Regions from separate parts of the Homo sapiens genome. Here region 2 is linked to region 1. A link is a contact called in ENCODE Hi-C or POLR2A ChIA-PET data. All regions are on one chromosome and are shown on one strand. Each heading gives the region's core, a stretch centred on a gene start or an enhancer-like site at or near the end of the contact. The rest is flanking DNA. Distances are from core to core; before and after follow the strand shown. Region 1 overlaps LRRK1 (leucine rich repeat kinase 1). Region 2 overlaps PCSK6 (proprotein convertase subtilisin/kexin type 6).

The links. Hi-C counts contacts between places; a loop is a spot of excess contacts on that map. ChIA-PET counts read pairs that join two places held with the same protein, here RNA polymerase II (POLR2A). Pooled maps may share reads with other maps.
Region 2: POLR2A ChIA-PET joins it to region 1 with 10 read pairs in T-cell. The contact joins two enhancer-like sites. A Hi-C loop is called at or near these places in 2 of 50 pooled maps. POLR2A ChIA-PET finds 5 or more read pairs at or near these places in 2 of 52 experiments (T-cell and activated T-cell).

The regions. Positions count from the first base shown.
Region 1 is chr15:101,005,234-101,009,500 of GRCh38, forward strand. LRRK1 (leucine rich repeat kinase 1) reads left to right here. Exons shown (of 34, transcript NM_024652.6): 7 at 3,604-3,830. Among named protein-coding and RNA genes, the nearest start is that of LRRK1, 88 kb to the left of the region's middle. RefSeq lists enhancers at 1,751-2,045, 3,024-3,353. Within about 2 kb of position 1,823, at least 17 of the 41 ENCODE cell types and tissues checked have a DNase peak (open chromatin) inside an H3K27ac peak, as active enhancers do.
Region 2 is chr15:101,318,438-101,322,704 of GRCh38, forward strand. PCSK6 (proprotein convertase subtilisin/kexin type 6) reads right to left here. Exons shown (of 22, transcript NM_002570.5): 18 at 4,083-4,170. Among named protein-coding and RNA genes, the nearest start is that of PCSK6-AS1, 14 kb to the right of the region's middle. Within about 2 kb of position 2,399, at least 7 of the 41 ENCODE cell types and tissues checked have a DNase peak (open chromatin) inside an H3K27ac peak, as active enhancers do.

The DNA.
Region 1 (4,267 bases), core at 573-3,072:
GGTGACCTTCCTGTCAGCCTGTTGCTGGGCTGACTGTCATGCTTATCCAAAGACTCCTACCCAAAGGCCACTGTACTTTGCAAGACGACCACCGGAAACAATATTGGGACGAGAACTGACCTAGGCATCATCTGATCCAAGCCACTTATTTAACAGATTAAAAACAATGATAATGGAATGAAGAGTGATACAGTCGTGAATTGTGGATTATGGAAAGATGAGGGAAAAAAACCCCTTTGCTGCATTGAATTGGAGGCATCAGAACACACTCATGTTAAATACAGAGCTGTGTCCCATCAATGGGCTGAAAAGCAGTGACACCCCAGCGGTGATGAGCACACCTCACACCCAGATCTTGGTTTCTAAATACCAATTTTTGCTCAAGGGAATCAAGGCCTGGGCTTAGAAAGTACAAGAGGAGACTGGAAGATCTTGTTTTGCCGGGAAGTAAGGAGGCGTCCCAAAATTGACAGCGATATGTCACAGGAACACAGGGGGCTCTCTCCCACCCCAGTGGGGCTCCCCCTGGACAAATTGGGGATGACTTGGGTGTCAAAAAAATAATGATACTTGGGAAAAAAAAGAATCCATGAGTCCATAGTGATACTTAAACAGGTGAGGAGGCAATGCTTTTCTATACAGAAGAATGCCAGGTAATACATGTAGAAAGAAAGGTAGCTTTAGCAAAACTTTCTCATTGCAACCACCGTTGTACTAATTGATTCAGGCCAGGATCAGCAACGGAGGCTAAACCCATGGGGCAAAAGGATGCAGAAACACAGAATTGTCACATAGTCTCAGAATATCACCCCATAGATTGTGTACTAATCGCAAAGGGTATAATGTTAACCTTTACAAAGGAGGGACTGATAGACACCACCTTAACCATGAGACCAAACAGGGCACCACCTGTAGCAGGAACACCTAATATCAGGTGCCCCGGGTGGGGTTTAGTGGGAACCACTCAACTAGACTCTAAGGTTGTTGCCCAAAATAGCTAACTTTAATCTAAACTTTAGGAAAAACTTGAGTAAATTCAGATTATGGGATATTCTATAAGACAAGCAGTGAAACACACCAGCATCTGCCCCCGATGAAGAGGCTAAAAGTTGCAGGACTTAATGCAACGACAATGTGATAAAAAAAAAAAAAAAAAAAAGAAAAGGCATTAAAAGGTGTGAAGACTCTTCCAGATGAAAGAAAAGTAAAGAAACATACAGTGTAATGCAGTGTGTGATTGCAATGTCATGCAATTGTCAAGGGATCCCAGATCAGGACACAAAATAGTTATAAACCACATTTCTGGGATAATTGAGAATATTCTAACATGGGCTGTGAACTTAATAATATCGTATTGATGTTACACTTACTGAAAATGATAATTATACGGCTGTTGTGTAGAAAAATATTATTCTTCAGGGATACATGCTGAAGTATTTACGGGTGAAGCATCACGATGTATAATTTACTGGCAAATGATTCATCAAAACATAAAAAGCGTGTGTATTTGTGTGGAGAAAGAGGGGCAAAAGCCTATGTGACAGCGTTTTAACAATCAGTGAGTCGAGGTGGAGAGTGCACAGGTATTCACTGTGTCCTAGTGCAACTTTTCTGAAATTTAAAAAATTTTTCAAAATTAAAATGTGGGGAGTAAAATAGTAACAATCAAACAGGCCCAGGGCAATTGAGTGACTTGTCTTAAAAAATCAGCTCAGAATCTACCCTCCTGGCCTAAGATCCAGTGCCGCCCTTCCCTTTTCATCCATGTGAACAGAGAGACAGACAGACAGAGCGACAGAGTCCCTCATTCCTCTGGTTCAAAGACCGGACGGAGTGTTGAGGGGCGTAGGCCCAGTCTTTCCAAACTCCTGGAGTGGGCGGAGGAGGAGCTAAAGACAGGCGCTCATCGCCATCTGGTGGCCAAATAGGGATGCCCGTCACCTGCCGCCAATTTTTGAGGAATTCATCCCACGTTATTGGGACCTTTCTCGTAGCCTCTGCTTGTTACATTTTCCCATTTGCGAAGCACTAATTTTTGTTCATATTTCTGCTCCTCTAATTTTCCAATACGGATTTCCAGTTGCTTCGAAGAAACAGACCCAAAAGCAGATTTCTTCTCCCCAGAAACCTGATTGAGCCCAATATTCTTCGGTAATCAGGAAGAAAGAGCAAAGTCCTGCTCCCATATATTTCGCCAGGTCCCTTTGACCACCCCATGCCGGAAAACCGCTGGCCCTTCTGACTCCCTCTGGTGGAAATAAAGGAAGACCAGTGAGAAATGAGTGGAGCAAAGACATTTTGTTTAGCAGGACTTCAACGGCAAGAGCGCCAGCCACCAGGACTTGCGTGTGGCAGAGACCCACAGGCTGGCAGAGGAGCGGGAGCTTTCTAGTGGGACAAAGGGAAGGCCTCCGGGGCCTCCTGCCGGGAGGCCGTTGTCGTGGGGAAGCTGGGGGGCCTCGCTGCAGGCTGGGCATCCTATGGGATTGGTAGGGGTGCAAAGTTGGCTCTCTCGGGTTGGTCCTAAATGGAAAGTGAGGACAAAAATTAGAGAATCGGTCAGTTATTAACCAAGTCCTGGCCATTTTAGACTGACTTTTACGGAAATGATGGCTTAGCTTCCTGGGTTGTTACTAGAGATAAGAAGTGGCTCATGCCTGTAATTGCAGCACTTTGGGAGGCCAAGGTGGGTGGATTGCCCGAGGTCAGGAGTTTGAGACCAGCCTGAGCTCGACGAACATGGTGAAACACCGTCTCTAATAAAAACACAAAAATTAGCCGTGAGTGGTGGTGCAGCTACTGAGGAGGCTGAGGCAGGAGAATCGCTTGAACCCGGGAAGCGGCGGTTGCAGTGAGCCGAGATCGCACCACTGCACTCCAGCCTGGGCGACAGAGCGAGACTCCATCTCAAAAAAAAAAAAAAAAAAAAAAAAAAAAAAAAAAGAGGCTGGCCTCCTGCAAGAGACTGGCTTCCCGGGCTGTTTGCTATAGATAAAGAGGTTGGTTTCCTAGGCAGGTCACTGTGGGTCGTGGGCCAGAGTTCTGTTTTTTATATATTGTGTGGCCATCGTCTGTCTGTATCTCAGGCTCGCTCTGAAAGCAGCCTGTCCACCAAGCACCCTGGCGCGGTGCGGGCAGCTGCAGGCGGCAGCTCCTCTGATCACAGGAAAGGCCGCCTTGAAGGGAGGTCAGAGACTTGGGTTTGGGAGTCAGCTTTCTTCTCCAGTCTGGGGGAGGCGCCTGGACGCTTCAGCGGTCTCCTCTGTACGTGGACAATCCCGCCGCGCTCTTCCCTGTGAGCCGCCTCTTGAGGGGCGGCACTGAGCCCGCGCCCACCGGCGCCCTCTGGAGGTTGGAGGGTGACTTGCAGGCGCTGTGCACAGATTGCCTGTGAGACGCAGGTGCCGATGGGAACAGGTAGCTCTTCTGCACCCACCACCGTGGCAGGTGCCGGCGGCCGAGAAGGACATGTGCAGGCCTCTTGGGACCCGGGCTGGAGCAGGCACACAGACGCGCATTTGCATTAACCCTTGCTTTATTCCAAGCCCATGTGGGCCCTGAACTCACCCTCCACATGTGCTTTTCCTTTCTTTCCACCACCAGGCTCTCCGTGTGAAATGGTCCCATCTCAGACTGCCCTGGGTAGACCTAGACTGGCTCATAGACATCTCCTGCCAGATCACGGAGCTCGACCTTTCTGCCAACTGCCTGGCGACCCTCCCCTCGGTTATCCCCTGGGGCCTCATCAATCTCCGGAAGCTGAACCTCTCCGACAACCACCTGGGGGAGCTGCCTGGCGTGCAGTCATCGGACGAAATCATCTGTTCCAGGTGGCTCCCCGGGGTGTGACCGGAGCCGTGTGTGACCCCGCTGTCACCGTTGTGCTCCTGCACATGCTCCCGGGTTGTATTTTGTGGTTTTGGGGGAAAAATGTTCTGGCTAAAATAGGAGAAGGAGTTTTGCCTACCCTGAGGCAAGCCTCCCTTTCAGGTTAAAACAGAGAGGTTTAGAGAGATCATTTGTCTGGCCCAAGTTTACACAGCTCACCCGGGGACATGCGAATGCTTGCCTGAGATGCTTGTCTTGGTCCTGCCCAGGAATCAGATGAGGGCAGCCAAACCTTCCCACACTGGTGGATGCAATGGGGCTCTGAGGCACCAGCTTTTACTCTGCCTTCCAGGGAAAGTGGGAAGGGCCTCAGAGAAAGGGTTAACTCTGCAGGACTCTGGCAGCAGGTGGACAGTGTGGGCAGTCCAGGCTTGCTTCT
Region 2 (4,267 bases), core at 1,149-3,648, 310 kb after region 1:
AGGCAGATTTCCACATCCATTCCAAAAGTCTAATTATGACTTGCCCTCTAGCACCTTTCCCAAGAGGAGATGTAAGTGGCTGAGGCACAGTTCTTTGTGTCACCGAAAGTTCTCAGCTAAGGAAAGTCGGGAAAGCCATCCCGCAGTCCGCTGGGGGCCCAGCAGGAAGGGGTACAAGGCCCTGGGAAGCAAAGCTCCCATCACCAGGCAGCAGGCGCCAGGCTCCGTCCTTGACCCAGTGATAGCTTTTTCTTACTGTCATTTCTCCAACTCGAATCCAAACCCCATGAAGAGAAGTGGAGCTGTGTGGGTCATCACTGGTGGCACGCTAGCTCAGTCTCAGTGTCAAGTCCCTCTTGAAGTGTTGGCATTTATGGCGTGTGACGGGGCTGTCGGCTACAAGGCTGGCCCTGAACCCCAACCCGCTCTTGCCTCTCTTGCTTGAAACCTTGGAACCTTCTGCAGCTTCGCAATGAACTTGAAATAAGACGCCCTCTGGAGCCCCAGCAGGCCTGTCAGATGCAGCCCCTACCTTCCTCTTTCGCCCCATTTGTGCCCTCACTTCACTCCAGCCAGCCGAGTGCTGGACAGAGACACAGATGCTGAGCTAGACCACCCACGTGGATGGCTTCTGCCACCTTCCCAGTGTTCGACCCCAAGCAAGCCAGCCAGCCCCTCTACATCTGTTTCCCTTCCTGTTAATTGGTTTCTACATCATAAAGTTGCTTGGAGGACTCAATGAGCTAATACCCATAAACATTTCAGTGTCTGGCACACAGCAGTGTGAATCAATATCACCTACTATTATCTCTTTAGTTCCTGAGATTATACTGTGTACAGTCTGTGACGTACATGTTCTAGATGGGTTTGCCATACTGAGCAAGGGCTCTGGGGTGCATCTGTCAGACCCGGAGACTCCTGCTATGACACTGGGATTTATAATAAGAAATATGTGAAGAGAAAAAGAAAAAAAAAAGGAAATATATGTTCGGTCTTTGTCCTGGCACACAGCTCCTAAAACCCTTGGAATTATCAAAGTGCTAAATGTCTTTAATAACTGATAGCTGGGGGTTCCTGGGCAGCCTCTAGACAGGGGCTGGCTGCCAGGGAACCAACCATTGATCAGAGCTTTGGAATTTTTAGCCCTACTACTCTGACTTCCCTCCTGGGAGGTGAGAGGGGCTGAAGGCTGAATTGATCACCAATGGCCAATGATGTAATCAATCATGGCTATGTAACAAAACCTCCATAAAAACCCAAAAGGTCAGGGTTTGGAGAGCTCTGGGGTGGTGAACAAGAACACAACCACATCCTGGGAGGGTAGCCCAGCCCAGCCCCATAGGGATGGAAGGTCCAGCGCTCAACCCTTCCAAACCTCACCCTCCGCATCTCTTCATCTGGCTGTGTGCCATATCCTTTGTAATAAATGGGCACATGTAAGTAAAGTCTTTCCCTGTGAGCTGCTTTAGCCAATTAATCGAACCCAAGGAGGGGTCATGGCAAGTCCGATTTATGGCTGGTCACTCAGAAGCACAGGCTACCATGTGGGACTCGTGATTGACATCAAAGTGGGGCAGTCTTGGGCTGAGCCCTCAATTTGTAGGATCTGACACATCTAGTAGCGTCAGAATTGAGCTATTTATTTATTTATTATTTATTTATTTTTGAGACAGGATCTCATTCTGTCACCCAGGTGGGAGTGCAGTGGCACGATCTCAGCTCACTGCAACCTCCGCCTCCCAGGTTCAAGCGATTCTCCTGCCTCAGCCTCCCGAGTAGCTGAGATTACAGGCGTGCACCACCATGTCTGGCTATTTTTTTTATTTTTAGTAGAGACAGGGTTTCGCCATGTTGGCCAGGCTGGTTTCGAACTCCTAGCCTCAAGTGATCTGCCTGCCTCGGCCTCCCAAAGTGCTGGGATTACAGGCGTGAGCCACTGCGTTCAGCCTGAGCTATATATTTATTACGTATATCTTACGGTTCACTGGAGAACTGCTTGGTGTGTGGGGAAAAACCCACACGTTTTGGCTACCAGAGGTGAAGTGTGTTGTATTTTGTGTGTGAGAGTAGGAGAAAACACTGGTTTTTCCTATCTCTTACACCTGCATTTAGCAGGAAGACGTCTGTATGTTGGCAAGCTCCTCTGCATAGATGGCGGACACCCACCCGGCGCCCTTCCTCTTCATGGTGCCATGCCCACTGCGAATGGCAGTTAAATCATGTCTTTATAACTGACACTCCCCTGCAAACCTTTCCTGTGTTGATCCCCCTGAAGAGATGGAGGGCCAGAGGCGGCGGCTCGGCTGCTCTCTTGCTGCTTTAACATGACTGCAGTGATTAGAAGTCACAGCTTAAGAGGATATTGGGCAATAAACGGAAGCTCTCTGTGGCTGACGGCTGGCGATGCGTCTGGAGTTTGCACGCCTCTCTGAAAGCTCGTCAGTGACGGAAGCACTGCCTCTATGTGGCGGGGCTACCGACAGGAGGCGTTTTCTCTTTAGCACACCATTCCTACATTGAGTATCCGATTTCCCTCTCCTACAGGATGGGACGGGATGCATAAATGCATTCCCGGGGACCCCTCAGCACTTCTCTGCTGGGAAACAGGCAGGTTCCAGGGAGCTGGGAACACAGAGCCTCCTCTTCCTGATGCCCCCAGCTACCAGCCTGGGTTGAGGATCCACTCCTGGGCTGCCTGACCTGCAGAGCCTGGGACATCAAAGCTGGCCTCTCCCAGGCCGCCAGCGGAATGCCTCCTTCCTCTTCCAACTCTTTTATCTTTGGGGGATCCCTTTCCTGGGCCAGTTCATCCTTTCACTCCTAATCCTGCCTTGTCCAGCCAACAGGTTTAAATGACAGCAGATGTGATGCATGACTTTGGGAGCCTTGCTTTGCCTTCCCTCTCCTGGACTCCTAGCTGCTTGGGGTCCTCTTCTCCCCAGTACTCTGATCTGGAAGAAAGAGGCAGGCTGAAGGAAATGAAGGCAGTAGCATAGTGCCTCCTGGGGAAACTTCATCTCCCCTGTTTGTAAAATGCGAGTAAGAATTATGTCTACTTCACAGGTTGCTGCAAAGATTAAATGAGGCAACACTGGTGCAAGCCCCTGGAATAAGAGAAGATATGCTCAGTAAGTTTTCTTCCTTTGTTCTTTACTCCAAAAAAGAAACTTCTTCTATGGAGAATTCCAGTCCTCACAGCATTTGAGAAGGGAGACGGGGCTGGGGGTGTGTTGCAGCCCTCCACCGCCTCACCCTGCAAAAGCAGCTCCCTGCCTGGACCGCAGCATCCTCACCACTGCCAGCCTGCGGAAATGCAGAGTCGTGGGCTCTGCCCAGACCTGCTGCATCAGAACCTGCATCTGGACATGAGGTGATCCTTCCAGTGCGGACCATGGTGCTAGTCTCCCTACTATGGGAGTGTCCCCCAAAAAATTTTGAACAGAATGTTCTAAGATTTTAGACAGCAATTCGGAGGAACAGGTAATGTATATTTGATTGCATTAAATGCAGTTTGGTTGCATTAAATGGGCTGAAGAAACATTTCAAAATATTCCAAGAACAATCATTAACCCAGTAGAATGATTTTAAAGAAAATGCATGCTGAGCTTTATGGGGCTGAGCCTGATGAACAGGGAGAACCAGGAACGTAAAGAGCACCCTCAGGAAGCCGTGAAGATGTCAGGAGCTGGGAGAAAAAGAGAAGACCGAGGGATGCAGAGGAGAGAGGGTGGGTGAGCCGCTACAGCCCATCCCCGGCCCAGACAGCGAGGGGAACTGGAGCAGGTGGAGGTGCTGGAGCGAAAGGAGGCGGATCTGGGCACAGCCCTGTGCTGTACGTGATGTGATCAAGTGCTGCTTTGCCCAATTCGCCCATGTTGTGTAAAATGTAGAGATTCCGCCCATCCTCTCCCTTTCCATCCTAAGTGGACACACGATTTCCAGGACTCGGAATCTTTACCCTCAATGGCTTTGGGCCTCTGACAGTTCAGCTTTTAGGAGAAATGCACCAACGTGGTAAATCCATAACACACTCCAAGCAGCGCCACCGCCCTGACATTCCTCAGGTTTCGAGGGGGTTTTACCTGAATCCTTCTTTACAGACAGTACATTTCTCAGGTTCATCCACGCACTTTTTACAGCTTGGGTGGCATTTAAGGCAATTTTTCTGACCTGGAGAAAAATAGCGAGATAAGAAAAGAGAAGGGACGACACTGACAGGAATGAAATCTGGGCAAGCAGGCCCCCGGCATTTCAAAGCGGGGGTGCG